Linked DNA regions of Homo sapiens: region 2 is linked to region 1. The links are chromatin contacts, found by Hi-C or POLR2A ChIA-PET in ENCODE. All regions are on one chromosome and are shown on one strand. The core of a region is the stretch at or near the end of the contact, and the rest is flanking DNA. Distances in the headings are between cores, read along the strand shown.

The links. A loop is a pair of places that touch in the nucleus more often than their neighbours do. ChIA-PET counts read pairs that join two places held with the same protein, here RNA polymerase II (POLR2A). Pooled maps may share reads with other maps.
Region 2: a loop to region 1 is called in a pooled map, with 2.7 times the contacts of the local background. The contact joins two enhancer-like sites. A Hi-C loop is called at or near these places in 1 of 168 maps with a recorded cell type or tissue (OCI-LY7), 7 of 37 single-sample maps with no recorded cell type and 10 of 50 pooled maps. POLR2A ChIA-PET finds 5 or more read pairs at or near these places in 1 of 52 experiments (WTC11).

What each region holds. Positions count from the first base shown.
Region 1 is chr2:38,254,921-38,261,976 of GRCh38, reverse strand. No RefSeq gene overlaps it. Among named protein-coding and RNA genes, the nearest start is that of ATL2, 120 kb to the left of the region's middle. Within about 2 kb of position 1,341, at least 3 of the 41 ENCODE cell types and tissues checked have a DNase peak (open chromatin) inside an H3K27ac peak, as active enhancers do.
Region 2 is chr2:38,504,841-38,512,185 of GRCh38, reverse strand. All of the region lies in intron 1 of LINC02613 (long intergenic non-protein coding RNA 2613), which reads left to right. Among named protein-coding and RNA genes, the nearest start is that of LINC02613, 7.2 kb to the left of the region's middle. Within about 2 kb of position 3,670, at least 15 of the 41 ENCODE cell types and tissues checked have a DNase peak (open chromatin) inside an H3K27ac peak, as active enhancers do.

The DNA.
Region 1 (7,056 bases), core at 92-2,591:
TATTTGGGTAGAAGAGGAGGCCTGGAGAAAGAGTCATTGTCCCTGATTTTCATTTTAGTGGGGGAGGCAAGCACTATGATACTATGCTAGAATACAGGCCCTGCCGAAGTGCTCCAGAACCAGCCTCAGAGCAATGAGGAAGGATTTGAGGGCTTGCATGTGAGTTGGCTCTCGCAAGAGCAGAACTGGACAGGAGGACTGAATTCTGAGTCCTGGCGACAAAATTCAGGAAGCAAATGAGAATCCAGAAGTCCAGCACATAAGAGCCAGTGGAAGGGAAGAATCCAGCCGAGGCAGAGGTCTGTGGGGAGGGCCGTGCGTGAGCGGGTGGATCCAGCAAGGCCCACAGATCAGCAAGGAAGCCAGAGAGTGGGACGTTTTTGGTAAAACCCGCTGCTGGTGATGGCCTGGAAAGATGTTTTCTGAGAAAGCTTGGGCAGCTTGAATGCTGGGAGAGGGTGTGGTGGTCCCTGGGGCAGGAGACCCTTCTTTCTGACTCTGTAACCACAGCCCCGGTCTGCTTCATCACTCCGTGGGCAGTGATGGTCTGTGCCCAAAACGCTGTGATTCGAAAAGAGATAATTTGCAGGCAACATGAAGAAGTCCCAAAAAAGACAGTATTAGAAGAAAATGTCCTTCAAGAGTTTTAATGTAGGTGGAGAGAAGGCAGGATGGAATTCAAAATCATGTTTTGAAAGGACATGGTGTCCTTTCAAAGCTCCAAGCGTTGCTTTGCTGTGCTCTGGGCATGCCTTGGGCTGGATGGGAAGAAAAGTGAAAATAAAGTGTGTGTGCATACATGCATGTGCACGTGTGTGTGTGTGTGTGTGTGTGTGGTGTTTTCTAAAATATCAGAGGACAGGATGTCTGACAAAAGACTCTTGTTAAATGTGTTGTTGAATTAAGTTGCCTTGGAAAGAATTTCTAAAAAAGCTTTCAGAATCAACACTTCTCAGTTTCTCAGCAAGGATTTTGCCAGAGCAATAGAAAAAGACATTACATTGTTCCCAATTCAGTTCTAGCACTCTCTTTTTTTCCTTGCATACTGTCTTCACAGGAAGGAAAAAGTTGTCTAAGGGAGGAAGACTCAGGGCGTTGCATCGGGACTCCCCGTTCTCCTCTAAATCCTACCTCTTACGATTCTTTTCAACTCTTTTTCCAAACTTTTAAAGGCTTTGTGGACTTCTTAGAAACCGAAAGTTCCCAAGAATAGAATACGTGTCCACTGGAAGTCCCCGTAGGTGCCCAGGGCTGGCGGGACTCTCTTGGTGGTGTAGGACCTTGCTTGGATGTTGAATGTGTGGGAAGGACACCCACAGGGGGAAACCCAGGATGGTGGACGTGGGGCCAAAATATGCAGCAGCTGCAAAGGATCTGGGTACTTGGCTCTACTGCCCTCTAATGTGAGAGAAGCCCAGATCAACACGGGAGGGAGTGGGCGTTAGACAACCTGCAAAGAGACAGATCTGAGAGGTGCGGCTCCCCGTGGACTTAGTGTCTTTCAGTGAAACCACCGTTCACTCCTGAAGATCTGAAGATGGAGGAAGTTTTTCCCATCCTACTCTCCCCTTTTAATTTCCTAAGCAAAATATCATTTCATCTTTCTCAGTCCATCTTTTGTGTCTGATGAATGGATTGAGCTAGATAATCTCTAAGGTCTTTCCAGCACTAACCTCCTATGCAAGGTTGGCTGCATAATTTGCAGGGCCTGAAAATGCAAGGCCCTCCTTCGAAAATCAAGGAAAAATGATGTGAAAATTACTAAAACATAAAATTCCTTCCTTTCCTCTGTACTTTCCCTCTCGACTTGTCATGAAGTTTTTAAAATTTATTGTTGTTCTAAGAAAAGAAAAATTAAAATTTAATGATATTAGCATAAAATGGCAATTTTAAATGTAAATAGAAGAACATTTAAATTTTACGCAGAATCACTAAAATTATACAATTTATATTTCTCAGTTTGTACATTCATATATATTTTGTGTTTGCCAGAACAATGGAAATGCTATACAAAATGAGCTCAGATTGTTTTCATTTCATTTTTTTGTATGAGGACTTTCTACCAACAGTCTGTACCTTTGACTTACTGATGAGTAAAGAAAAACTGAGCTGGGTGCACAGGCTCACACCTGTAATCCCAGTGCTTTGGGAGGCTGAGAGGGGAGGATCACTTGAGGCCAGGAATTTGAGACAACCCTGGGCAACATAGTGAGACCCTATCTCCACAAAAAAATTAAAAATTAGCTTGGCGTGGTGGTGCAGGCCTGTAGTCTTAGCTACCCTGGAGGCTGAGCTGGGAGGATCGCTTGATCTCAGGAGTTCAAGACTGAGAGCCATGATTGCAACACTGCACTCCATCCTGGGCAACAGAGCAAGACCCTCTCTCTTTTTTGAAAGAAAAGGAAAGGAAAAAGAACAACTGAAGGGAAAAGGAACTATGAGTTGCCCCATTTCCCCCTGTCCTTCTGTGTCACCATTTTCACCGTAATTGGTTGGCTAATACAGGAAAATCACATGAGTAAGAAAGCAAAAAGCTGATACAGGAAAAAAAATCAACTGTTTCTGTAAAAAGTAATAAAAAAGGAGCCATCACAGGATCTTTAATATACAAAGATGTTACAAGAAGAAAGAAGGAAAGTAGTAGGAAAAACAAATATCAAATGAAGTGCAGACTCTAGAAGAATGTTGCAGCCCATGTCATAAAACTATGACATTAAAAAAGAATGAGGCCGGGCATGGTGGCACATGCCTGTAATCCCAGCACTTCGGGAGGCTGAGGTGGATGGATTGCTTGAGGACAGGAGCTCCAGACCAACCTGACCAACATGGTGAAACTCCATCTCTACTAAAAATACAAAAAATTAGCCAGGCATGGTAGTAGGCACCTATAATCCCAGCTACGTGGGAGACTGAGGCAGGAGAAGCGCTTGAACCTGGGAGGTGGAGCTTGCAGTAAACCAAGATTGTGCCACTGCACTCCAGCTTGGGCAACAGAGTGATACTCCATCTCAAAAAGAAAAAAAAAAAAAAAAAAGGCCATACCACTTACCTGTTAAAATGGCCAAAATCCAAATCCAAAACACTGCCAACACCAAATACTGGCAAGGATATGGAGCAATAGGAACTCTCATTCATTGCTGGTGGGAATGCAAAACGGTAGAGCCACTTTGCAAAGCAGTTTGGTAGTTTCTTACAAAACTAAACATACCCTTACCATACGATCCAGCAATCATGTTCCTTGGTATTTACCCAAATGAACAAAAACTTGCACACAAATGTTTAGAGCAGCTTTATTTATAACTGTAAAACATGGAAGCAACCAAGATATGCTTCAGCAGGTGAATGGATAAATAAACTGTGGTACATTTAGACAATGGAATATTAATTAGTGCTAAAAAGAAATGAACGATCAAGTCATGGAAAGACACGGAGGAACCTTAAATGCGTATTACTAAGTGAAAGAAGCCGATCTGAAAAGGCTTCATATGATACCAACTATATGACATTCTAGACAAGACAAAACTATGGAGACAGTAGTAAGATCTGTGGTGGTCAGGGGTTTGGGGGAGGGAGGGCTGAAATGGCGGGGCACAGAGGATTTTTAGGGCAGTGAAACTACTCTCTATGATAGTATAATGGTAGATACATGCCATATATCTGTCCAAATCCATAGAATGTACAACTCCAAAAGTGAAGCCTAATGTAAACTATGGCTTTGGGTGATATTGATTTGTCATTGTAGGCTCATCATTTATAACACGTGTATCCCTCTTGTGGGGGATGTTGATAGTGGGGTGGGGGCTATATGCACATGCAGTCAGGGAGTATATATGAATACTGTATTTTCTGCTCAATTTTGTTGTGGACCTAAAACTGCTCTAAAAAATAAAGTCTATTTAAAAAAAAAATATGACTGGGCACAGTGGCTCGTAATCCCAGCACTTTGGGAGGCCAAGGTGGGTGGATCATTTAAGCCCAGGAGTTCAAGAGCTACCTGGGCAACATGGCGAAACTCTGTCTGTATTAAAAGTACAAAAAAATTAGCTGGGCATGGAGGTGCATGCCTGTAGTCCCAGCTACTCCGGAGGCTGTGGTGGGAGGATCTCTCTCTCTCTCTCTCTCTCTGTCTCTCTCTCTCTCTCTCTCTTTTTTTTTTTTTTTTTTTTTAAGGCAGAGTCTCAGTCTGTGGCCCAGGCTGGAGTGCAGTGGCACAATCTCAGCTCACCGCAACCTCCGCCTCCTGGGTTCAAGTGATTCTCCTGCCTCAGCCTCCCGAGTAGCTGGGGCTACAGGCATGCCACCACGCCTGGCTAATTTTTGTATTTTTAGTAGAGACAGGGTTTTGCCATGTTGGCCAGGCTGGTCTCAAACTCCTGACCTCAGGTGATCTACTGGCCTCAGCCTCCCAAAGTGCTGGGATTACAGGCGTGAGCCACCGCACCTGGCGGATCTCTTGAGCCTGGGAGATGAAGGTTGCAGTCAGCCACGATCATGCTACTGCAATCCAGCCTGGGCCACAGAGTGAGACCTTGTCAAAAAAAAAAAAAAAAAAAAAAAAAAGACAAATATTTTAGAATTAATTTTAAAAGTAATTAAACCAAGGACCCAAAGCAAAGAGACAAAAAGATCAGGGAGAGATGTATTGAATTAAAAGTTGCTAATATATAAATAGGGATAATATAATTTACCAAATAAGTTTCAAGGGATGATAACATATCTATATGGACCAATTACATTAGAAGAAAGCGAGAAAGCTGTCAAACATCTATCATCCCCAACAAGCACAGAGCCTAGAATTTAAAACAAAAACAAAAACAGACCCTATAATTGAAATTAGGGCTCTGTTGGAAGGAACATGAAGGAAAACTGACACTGTTGATTGTAGAGGGTATACATGAGAAATCTGAGCAAAACAAAAAAGGATTTCAAAGGCTAGGAGACACTATTAGCCTGTGTACTCTTAGAACAGACTCTTACCTTTTACCTTCCATAAAATGAGTTTTATCCTTCTACAAATTGAGGTATAGATTTTTAAAAATAGTCTCATTTATAGTACTATATTATCTTAAGGATTTGAAGTATAAAAAGTAAAGGCATGCTTATTTGAAAAAGGCAAAACTTCTAAAAAGTAAAAAGCAAATACTTTAAAAACAAAAAGACAAAAATTTGAGAGTGAAAAAGAAAAAGGTTGAAAGAAAATGATGGAATGGGAAGACAGGGAAAGGAAATATGAATAAGTGAAGGACCAAGAGAAAAATTATGAAATGAATGGGACAGAACACAAATTTATTGATATAATTCAACACAACTTCCTGCAATAAGCGACTTGAATGTGCTTAATGGAAAAGTAAACAGGGTCTCAGAGAAAATTGACCAAGAATGATCGACATGAAGACAGATCTTAATAAATATACTGCAATTCAACTCTATTTAAAGACTCCTGGGAGCATTGTCTGAGTTCATAATCGTAACCTCTATGTTCTTTCTGTTTGGCATTTTGCCATTCTTTTATAGTCAACCTTCCTAAAATTTTAAACATTTTAGTTATTTTCTTAGAAACAAAATGAACAATAGATGGAATTAGATTTTGTTTTGTGAGATTGTCTACAAGTCTTTTTCTTCAATTTATACAAGCAATAAGTCTGTTATTTTATGTTGTGTTTTTGTTTTGACCACTTCCGTAAATATTTCACTGTATAGACTCTTTGCTATGTTTTATCATCCAGGCAATAAGATCAAGTCATGTATAAAGCATAAGCAGACTGATCGTTGGTTTCTCCACAGCAACATTCAATGCTAGAAAACAGGCTGGGCACGGTGGCTCATGCCTGTAATCCCAGCACTTTGGGAGGCCAAGGTGGGTGGATCACCTGAGGTCAGGAGTTCAAGACCAGCCTGGCCAACATGGCGAAACCCTGTCTCCACTAAAAATATAAAAATTAGCCAGGTGTGGTGGCGGGCATCTGTAATCCCAGCTACTTGGGAGGCTGAGGCAGGAGAATCACTTGAACCCGGGAGACAGAGGTTGCAGTGAGTGGAGATTGTGCCATTGCACTCCAGCCTGGGCTACAGAGTGAACTCTGTCTCAAAAAACAAACAAACAAAGAACAGCAGTGACTCCAAAATCCTCCCAGAAAGAAAGTTTGATTTGCAGATTTTATATCCAGCCAATCTTTTATTCAGTTATAGAGGCAACTTACCATTTGAACATCCAAGAACTCAGGGAATATAGTTCCCATGAACTGTTCTTAAGTAATTTACTAGATAAAAGAGTATATTCAACTGCAAGAAGCCTGGAAAACTGATAAAAACATTGGTGGTGAACATTGAATGAATCCATCGAACTGTAGAATCTAGACCTAGGTAAATATGGAAATTAGGGTGACATAAGAGAATGTAAATATTATTTTCCTTGATGATATGAACCATATGTAACTAACAAAAGTTGGAAAGTAACAAGAGAAAGAAGGTGAAAAGTTATATAAGTGCTTACTATAATTGCTACATTAAAGCAGGGATGGGCAAGTTACCGCTCACAGGCTTAATCTAGCCCACCACCTGTTTTTGTATAAATAAAGTTTTATTGGAACACAGCCATGTTCATTTGTTACAGATTGTTTATGGCTGCTTTCATGCTATAACGGCAGTTAAGTTGTCGTGATAAAGATTGAATCACAAAGCCTAAAATATTTACTATTTAATCTTTTACAAAATAAATTTGTTGACCCCCTGGGATAAAGGATGCTATTTAAAACTGACAAATTAAGTAGTAAAAGTGTATGTAACAATTCTAAGGTAAACACTAAAAGAGTGTCAGGTGTAGTGGTTCACATGTGTAATCCCAAAACTTTGGGAGGCTGAGGCAGGCAGACTGCTTGAGCCTAGGAGTTCCAGACCAGCCTGGGCAACATGGCGAAACCCTGTCTCTACAAAAAATACAAAAACTAGTCAGGCGTAGTGGTATGTGCCTCTAGCCCCAGCTTTCCGGAAGCCTGAGGTGGGAGGATCGCTTGGGTCTGGGAGGTGGAAGCTGCAGTGAGCCGTGACTGTGCCACT
Region 2 (7,345 bases), core at 2,421-4,920, 250 kb before region 1:
ACAGGAGGATCACTTAATTCCAGGAGTTTGAGGCCACCTGGGCAACATAGTGAGGCCCTGTCTCTACAAACTTTTTTTTTTTTTAATTAGCCAGATGTGGTGATGTGTGCCTGTAGTCCCAGCTATTTGGGAGGCTGAGGTGGGAGGATGGCTTCAGCCTATAAGGTGAAGACTGCAGTGAGCCAAAATCATGCCACTGCACCCCAGCCTAGGCTACAGCGCAAGACTCTGTCTCAAAAAAAAAAATTACTAGAATTATGAAGTAACTAGTGTGCAATTATATTGCAATTGTCTGTTACTTGTCCATAGCTAGACTATAAGGTACATTCAGGTGGGGTCCATCTTTGTCTTTTCACTGATGTCTCACTGTTTATAGAGTTAGGCATTTAAAAATTATTTGTTGAATTAAATTATTGAATGCAGTTGACGATAGAAATGAGTTAACTTTTAAAAATATTATCTTCTAGGCCAGGTGTGGTGGCTCACACCCGTAATCCCAGCACTTTGAGAGGCTGAGGCGGGGGGATTGCTTGAGCTCAGAAGTTTGAGACCAGCCTGGGCAACATGGCAAAACCCCCGTCTCTTGAAAAAAAAAAAAAAATCATCTTCTGGATAAATTAGTTTCACCTTAAATCCATTTTGTAACAAAACAGGGATAAGTATGTTAATGAATGAATGACTAAATAAGTCAATGATCAAAACAGTAAGTGAAACAAATAGGAAATAATACATCAGTAGCCTCTTGACCTGCCTTGGTGGAATGAGGCTCTGGGCATCTCCTGCTCTGAAGAGCATTCTGGGCTCCCCAGAGGTCTGTAGTAGTCCATCCCAATTTTGTTGGAGACCAGAGGAATGAGACCAAGGCCATCATCTCAATTCACACAGGAACCACTTGGAGTTGCTCAGCCTTGCAGCCCAGATTGCATCATGGAACCAAACTAGTCCTGCCAGAATGATGGTGTGAGCAATGTCTGCCTTCTCGGGGACCCTGATTTTTCTTCCTTCCTATGGAGGCTGGAACCATGCTCCATGTCCTAGCACATATTCTCATTTGGGTCCCTCATAGGACTGACCATGTCCCATGTGTCAGCTTTTCCCTCGACTTTCTTCTTCCAAGGCCTCTTCCCATGGTGTCCTGCTCTGCTCTGGGGACAGTGTGTGGGATCTGGTTAACTTGGTGGAAAGGAACAGCCTCCAAGAGACGGAAACTCTCATGGCAAGAATGTCAGACATAACTAAAAGCCAGAGTTGAAGGCATTTCTGGAGGATGGGCCACCGATTCCTTCCTTCTATGGGCCACTTGAGTCACTTGTGTACATGCTAGAGACCAGGCCAGGTGTAGTAGAAGATTAAACACAGGGCCGGGCGTGGTGGCTCATGCCTGTAATCCTAGCACTTTGGGAGGCTGAGGCGGGCGGGTCACGAGGTCAGGAGATCGAGACCATCCTGGTTAACACAGTGAAACCCCGTCTCTACTAAAAACACAAAAAATTAGCCAGGCATGGTGGTGGGCGCCTGTAGTACCAGCTACTCGGGAGGCTGAGGTGAGAGAATGGCTTGAACCCGGGAGGCGGAGCTTGCAGTGAGCCAAGATCACACCACTGTACCTCCAGCCGGGGTGACAGAGTGAGACTCCATCTCAAAAACAAAAAAACAAACAAACAAAAATCCCAAAAAACAGCAACAAGAAGATTAAACACAGACACAGACCTTTTCCCTCCAGAACCTTAGAAATGAATGAAGGGACCAGTAGCTGCACAGATCATTCTAGTAAAGACAATATATAATAAGAGAAATCATTTTTTGTTTAAATATTGATTTGCTGATTCCTATAAAAATGCTTCTTTTGCCCTTTTTTTCTTCCCATGAGCCTTTCTTGCCTCTTCAATGTTATCTGATTGTACTTTCCAGCTCATGGACATTACACAAAATGGCAGTTCCTAGGAAAAGCGAGAATAGAAAAAAAACCATAGCTTTTCAGTCAATTCTTGTTAACACTAGAGCCCGGAAGGGTCATGTAGGTCAATGAACTGTTGCTCCTGGCAATTGAAATAATTTATCCTCTGAAAAAGAGAGATCAGGACTGCCCCAGAGCTAAGTTAAAAACTGTGGGGTTAAGGCAGGGCACAGTAATGCCTGTAATATCTGTGCTTTGGAAGGCTGAGGCAGGAGGAGTGTCTGAGGCCAGGAGTTAGAGACCAGCCTGGGCAACATAGTGAGACATGACTGTGTCACTGTACTCCAGCCTGGACGACAGAGTGAGACTCTGTCTCTAAAAACAGAATAAAACAAAACAAAAAACCTGTGGGACTACCTGAGGTCTAGGACTAGATTGTCAAGACAGGAGAAGGGTAATGACCTGGGCAGCACAGCAAAGGCTTCTGGAAAGGACACACACAGCTTCTTATCTCTGCTCTCTATATCCTGCTCATGACTTCAAGACGTCATGGTGCTTTTCTGAACCTCAGTCTCTTCATTTGCAGCATGGCTATAATATCCATACTATCCACCTCACAGGGTTCTCGTAAGAATAGAATGAGTTACCATATATACATAAACTCCATCCTCAGCACACAACACAGGACTTAGTGGCTGCCTCTCATTTCAGGAGAACTCACATTTCTTAGTTCACTGGGAAAAGGTTGAGATTGGCAAGTATCCCACATCCATTAGAGAGGTGACTCAGCGATTATCCTTCTAAGGATTAAAAACAGCTTTATCAGGCAGCCACTCTGCTGCGATGTACATGATTTAATTCAATTTAATCATCTCAACAACCCTACAAGGAAGGTATTTTCTTCCCCCTTAGACAGAGGATGAAATCAAAGTTCAGAAGAGTTGATTACACCCTGCCTGAATTCACCTAGGGATTTGAACTCAGATCTGTCTGACTTCAGGTTCATTTACTTTTTACTCTGCCCCATTGGCTTTCAGCTTTGATAGATATGGAAATAAAACCTAGCCCTTCACATCAGGCCATTATCCTATACACCCAAGTAGGCCATGGAGAAATGGCCTTTCTCTAAGGGGAAATGGGATCTCTGGAAAAGTCACCTTGCTTCTGGGCCATTGCATGGAGACAGCTGGGGTCCAGTGAGATGCCAGTGCCCAACAAATGGGCACCAGCTCTTCATCCTCCTCTCTCTGTCTCTCTTTCTCTAGCATCACATAGGATGACCTCAAAGCCAACAGCTATGGAATGCATCTTCCTGGCCTCACAGGTCTCTTGAAGCTGCCGGCTGCCCCCAGCAATCAAGCCAGATGGATGTTTTGGGTGGAAGCCTAGCTGGGAAACAGCTTGCGGGCTGAGCAGGGGTGTTCAGTGGGCAAGGGGCAGGCTTCACGCTAACTCTTTCTCCATGCAGTGCTGCTTCCTCCTTCTGGCCTGCTTTCTGATGTCCCCAAGGCCTTTTCAAGTAGGAGTGGAAGGACAGAGTGGATGTGGCCAATCAAGAAACAGCATCCTCTAATCAGGTCACCCAGGCAGCCCCTCATCTAACCCAGCTGGCTCTGAGCCCTTTGCCTGGGGATCATTCTGTTTTGTAACAGCAAGGCTGACCTCAAGCGAGGCCACTTGGTCTGGATCTTTGATCTAAACAAGCACGAGGGCTTTCTCTCTGGAGACTTCTGTCTTGTTGGCAGGTCTCCAGAAGGGGGCGTTGCTGTTGCATGTGTCAATAGGATAGTAAGATTTAGGAACAAGCTGCAGTCGTTTAGGCAAGGGAGGTTGCGAGTTAGTCCTTTGCTCGGACTGCTTTTGTCACCAAGGGTAAGTGCTTGCTGATGACTTTTGCTCCGGTACAGAAGTATCTAAACTTTCCAGAGATGTGTAAAAGAGAGCCTTATAAAATTTAGGAGAACACATCAAAGTTACTAGATAGAAGGTCATTATACAAAAATTAACTTGCATTTTAAGGTACCAACCACAGTTAGAAAATAAAAAAATTTAAAGCTAACACCTATAAAAGAAACAAAAGCTATAAGGTACCAGAAATATATACATGATCTTTATGAAGAAAATTATAAAACTTTACTTGTTTAGGTATTCTTTTTGTTTTGTTTTGTTTTTGTTCTTAGGGTTTTTTAGAGACAAGGTCTCTCTCTGTTGCCCAGGCTAGGGTGCAGTTGGCACCATCATAGCTCACTGCAGCCTTGAATTCTTGGACTCAAGCAATCCTCCTGCTTCAGATTCCCAAGTAACTGGGACTACAGGTGGATGACACCACACCTGGCTAATTTTTTTTTTTTTTTTGTAAAATAGGATCTCACTATGTTGCCCAGCCTGGTCTCGAACTTCTGGCCTCAAGTGATCCTCCTGCCTTGGCCTCCCAAAGTGCTGTGATTACAGATGTGAACCACTGTGCCTGGCCTAGGTATTCTTTAATAGATAGATAAGATGTATTTATGATATGAAGATACAGTGTCATAAATTTCTTTTTTTTTTTTTTTTTGAGATGGAGTCTCACTCTGTTGCCCAGGCTGGAGTGTAGTGGCATGATCTCGGCTTACTGCAAGCTCTGCCTCCTGGATTCATGCCATTCTCCTGCCTCAGCCTCCCGAGTAGCTGGGACTACAGGTGCCCACCGGCACGCCCGGCTAATTTTTTGTATTTTTTAATAGAGACAGGGTTTCACTGTGTTAGCCAGGATAGTCTCGATCTCGTGATCTCGTGATCTGCCTGCCTTGGCCTCCCAAAGTGCTGGGATTACAGGTGTGAGCCACTGCACCCAGCCTTGGTGTCATAAATTTCAATTCTTCCCAAATTATAAATTCTTTGTGACTCCAACCAAATTCACATAGGATTTTTTTTATGGGTCTAGACAGGATGATTCTAACATTGTTCTGAAAAAGGACCAAAAATAGTTAAGAAATTTTGAAAAACACAAGATGAGCGACTCACCCTATAAGACTATAAGACCTGTTAAATTAAGACTGTGTGGCTTTAGCCAAGAAAGAGACAAACAGACCAATAGAACAGAATAGAGACTCGCAAAACAGATCTCTGTACTTATGAAGACTTGATATATGACAGAGGTGACATGCAGATGAGTAGAGAAAGAATAAATTATTCAATTAGTGGTACTGGGAATTTGATAGCCCATATTGAAAACGAACCCAACAATATGAAATTTTAGGTGAAAAAAATTTTAAGTAAAACTTTCAGACTTCTAGGAGAAAATACAGAAAAACTTCCAAGATCACAGTGTAGGCAATAATATCATAAAACAGAAATAAGTACAAGCACTAAAGAAAAACATTCGTAAATTTATGTGCATTAAAATGTAAAGCTTTGGCTGGGCATGGTGGTTCATGCCTATAATCTCAGCACTTTGGCAGGCCAAGGTGGGAGGGTCACTTGAGCCCAGGAGTTTAAGACCAGTCTAGGAAACCTAGTGAGACCCCATCTCTACAAAAGATAGGAAAAAATAGTCGAGCATTGTGTTAGTCCATTCTCATACTGCTATAAAGAACTATCTGAGACTGGGGAATTTATAAAGAAAAGAGATTTAATTGACACACAGTTCTGCAGACTGTACAGGAGGTATGGCTGGGGAGGCCTTAGGAAATTTACAATCATGATGGAAGGTAAAGGGGAAGCAAGCACATCTTCACATGGTGGCAGGAGAGAGAGAGAGAGAAGGGGGAAGTGCTACACACTTTTAAACAACCAGATCTTGTGAGAAGTCCATCATGAAACAGCACTAGGGAGATGGTGCTAAACCATTAGAAACCACCCCCATGAGCCAATCACCTTCCACCAGGCCCCTCCTCCAACACATGGGGATTACAATCAACATGAGATTTTGGTGGGGACACAGAGCCAAACCATATCAGGCATGGTGGTGTGCCCCTGTAGTCCCAGCTTCTTAGGAGACTGAGGTGGGAGGATTGCTTGAGCCAGGGAGGTTGAGGCAGCAGTGATCTGTAATCATGCCACTGCACTCCAGCCTGGGTGACAGAGACCCTGTCTCAAACAAACAAACAAACAAAAAAAGGTAAAGCTTCTTTTCCTCAAAATATGCCATAAAGTAAAATAAAAAACAGACAAACACAAACTGGGAAAAGATATTTGCAATGTGGCAGTCAGGGGAGTGTGCTGTTCGGCTCCTTTCAACAGAGACACACTTATGAGGTGTGATTGGCTGACAGCCTGGAGTTGCCTCATCTTCAGGATCCACCACTGTGTTCTAGCAGAGGCTCTGCTAGCTCTGACCGATCCTAGCCAATGTCTGAGTACGGAGGGAGTACCAGAGTTGAGTCATTCCTGCTCAGTGTGGGACTTCTTTAAAAGGCAAACTTTCTTCTGAGGCTCCCCATTAGCCTGGCTGACTTTCTCAGAGCTGCCCTGCAGATGGAGGCTTTTCCCACCCAATTCTCTTTCCTCTTCTTCCCTTTCACAGGCATAAAGACCTGCACTGGGGTCTGAAAACTCTCCCCAACCATGCCTGCTCTTTTCCCCATTATCCTGCGCAGGTATTACCCCCCATTATTGTCTTGCACTTCCAATTTTGTTTTGATTTCTGCTTCTTGGAAGACTTGAATTAATATAGCCTATAAAGAACAAAAGACTAGTATCCAAGCTGGGCATGGTGGCTCACGCCGTAATCCTAGAGCTTTGGGAGGCTGAGGTGGGAGGATTGCTTAAGGCCAGGAGTTTGAGACCAGCCTGGGCCAAATAGCAACACCTCATCTCTACAAAACAAAAAAAGGACTATTATTCAGAATGTATATGATTTGGAATCATATGCATTCTATAGGATTCAAATCATATAGACAAATTTATATACAATCCAAACTGTATATTGATTAGAAAAAGATAAATGGCTCAATAAGAAATTAGGCAAAAGATATGAACAGACAATTCACAGAAGATGAAATCTAAAAGGCCAATAAATACATGAAAAGATGCCAATCTCAGTAGTAGCCGGGGAAATGTAAATTAAAGCAAAGCAAGGTACCATTTTATATCTCTAAGATTGGTAAAAAAACAACCATTTGCCAAAGTATTTGAGAAGATACAGAGCAACATGTACACTGTGGGCGGAAGTATAAATTGATGCAACCATTTTGGATAGTAATTTAGTAATTACTTATCTAGTAAAGATGTGGAAGTACTTAACCATCAATTCCACTTAAGAGATTCTCCCATGTGTACATAAGATATGCAGAAGAATATATTATAGAATTATGTGAAAGAAGAAAAAACCCAGAACAACCTAAATATTCACTAAGAGAAAAACAAATAAGTAAATATCACATAACTGTGAAAAGAAACCAAAACAAAAATTTCCAGGAAATTTTTGAAAAGGAAGTGAAAAGTTGACTTTGGCTGTGAAAGTCCTAT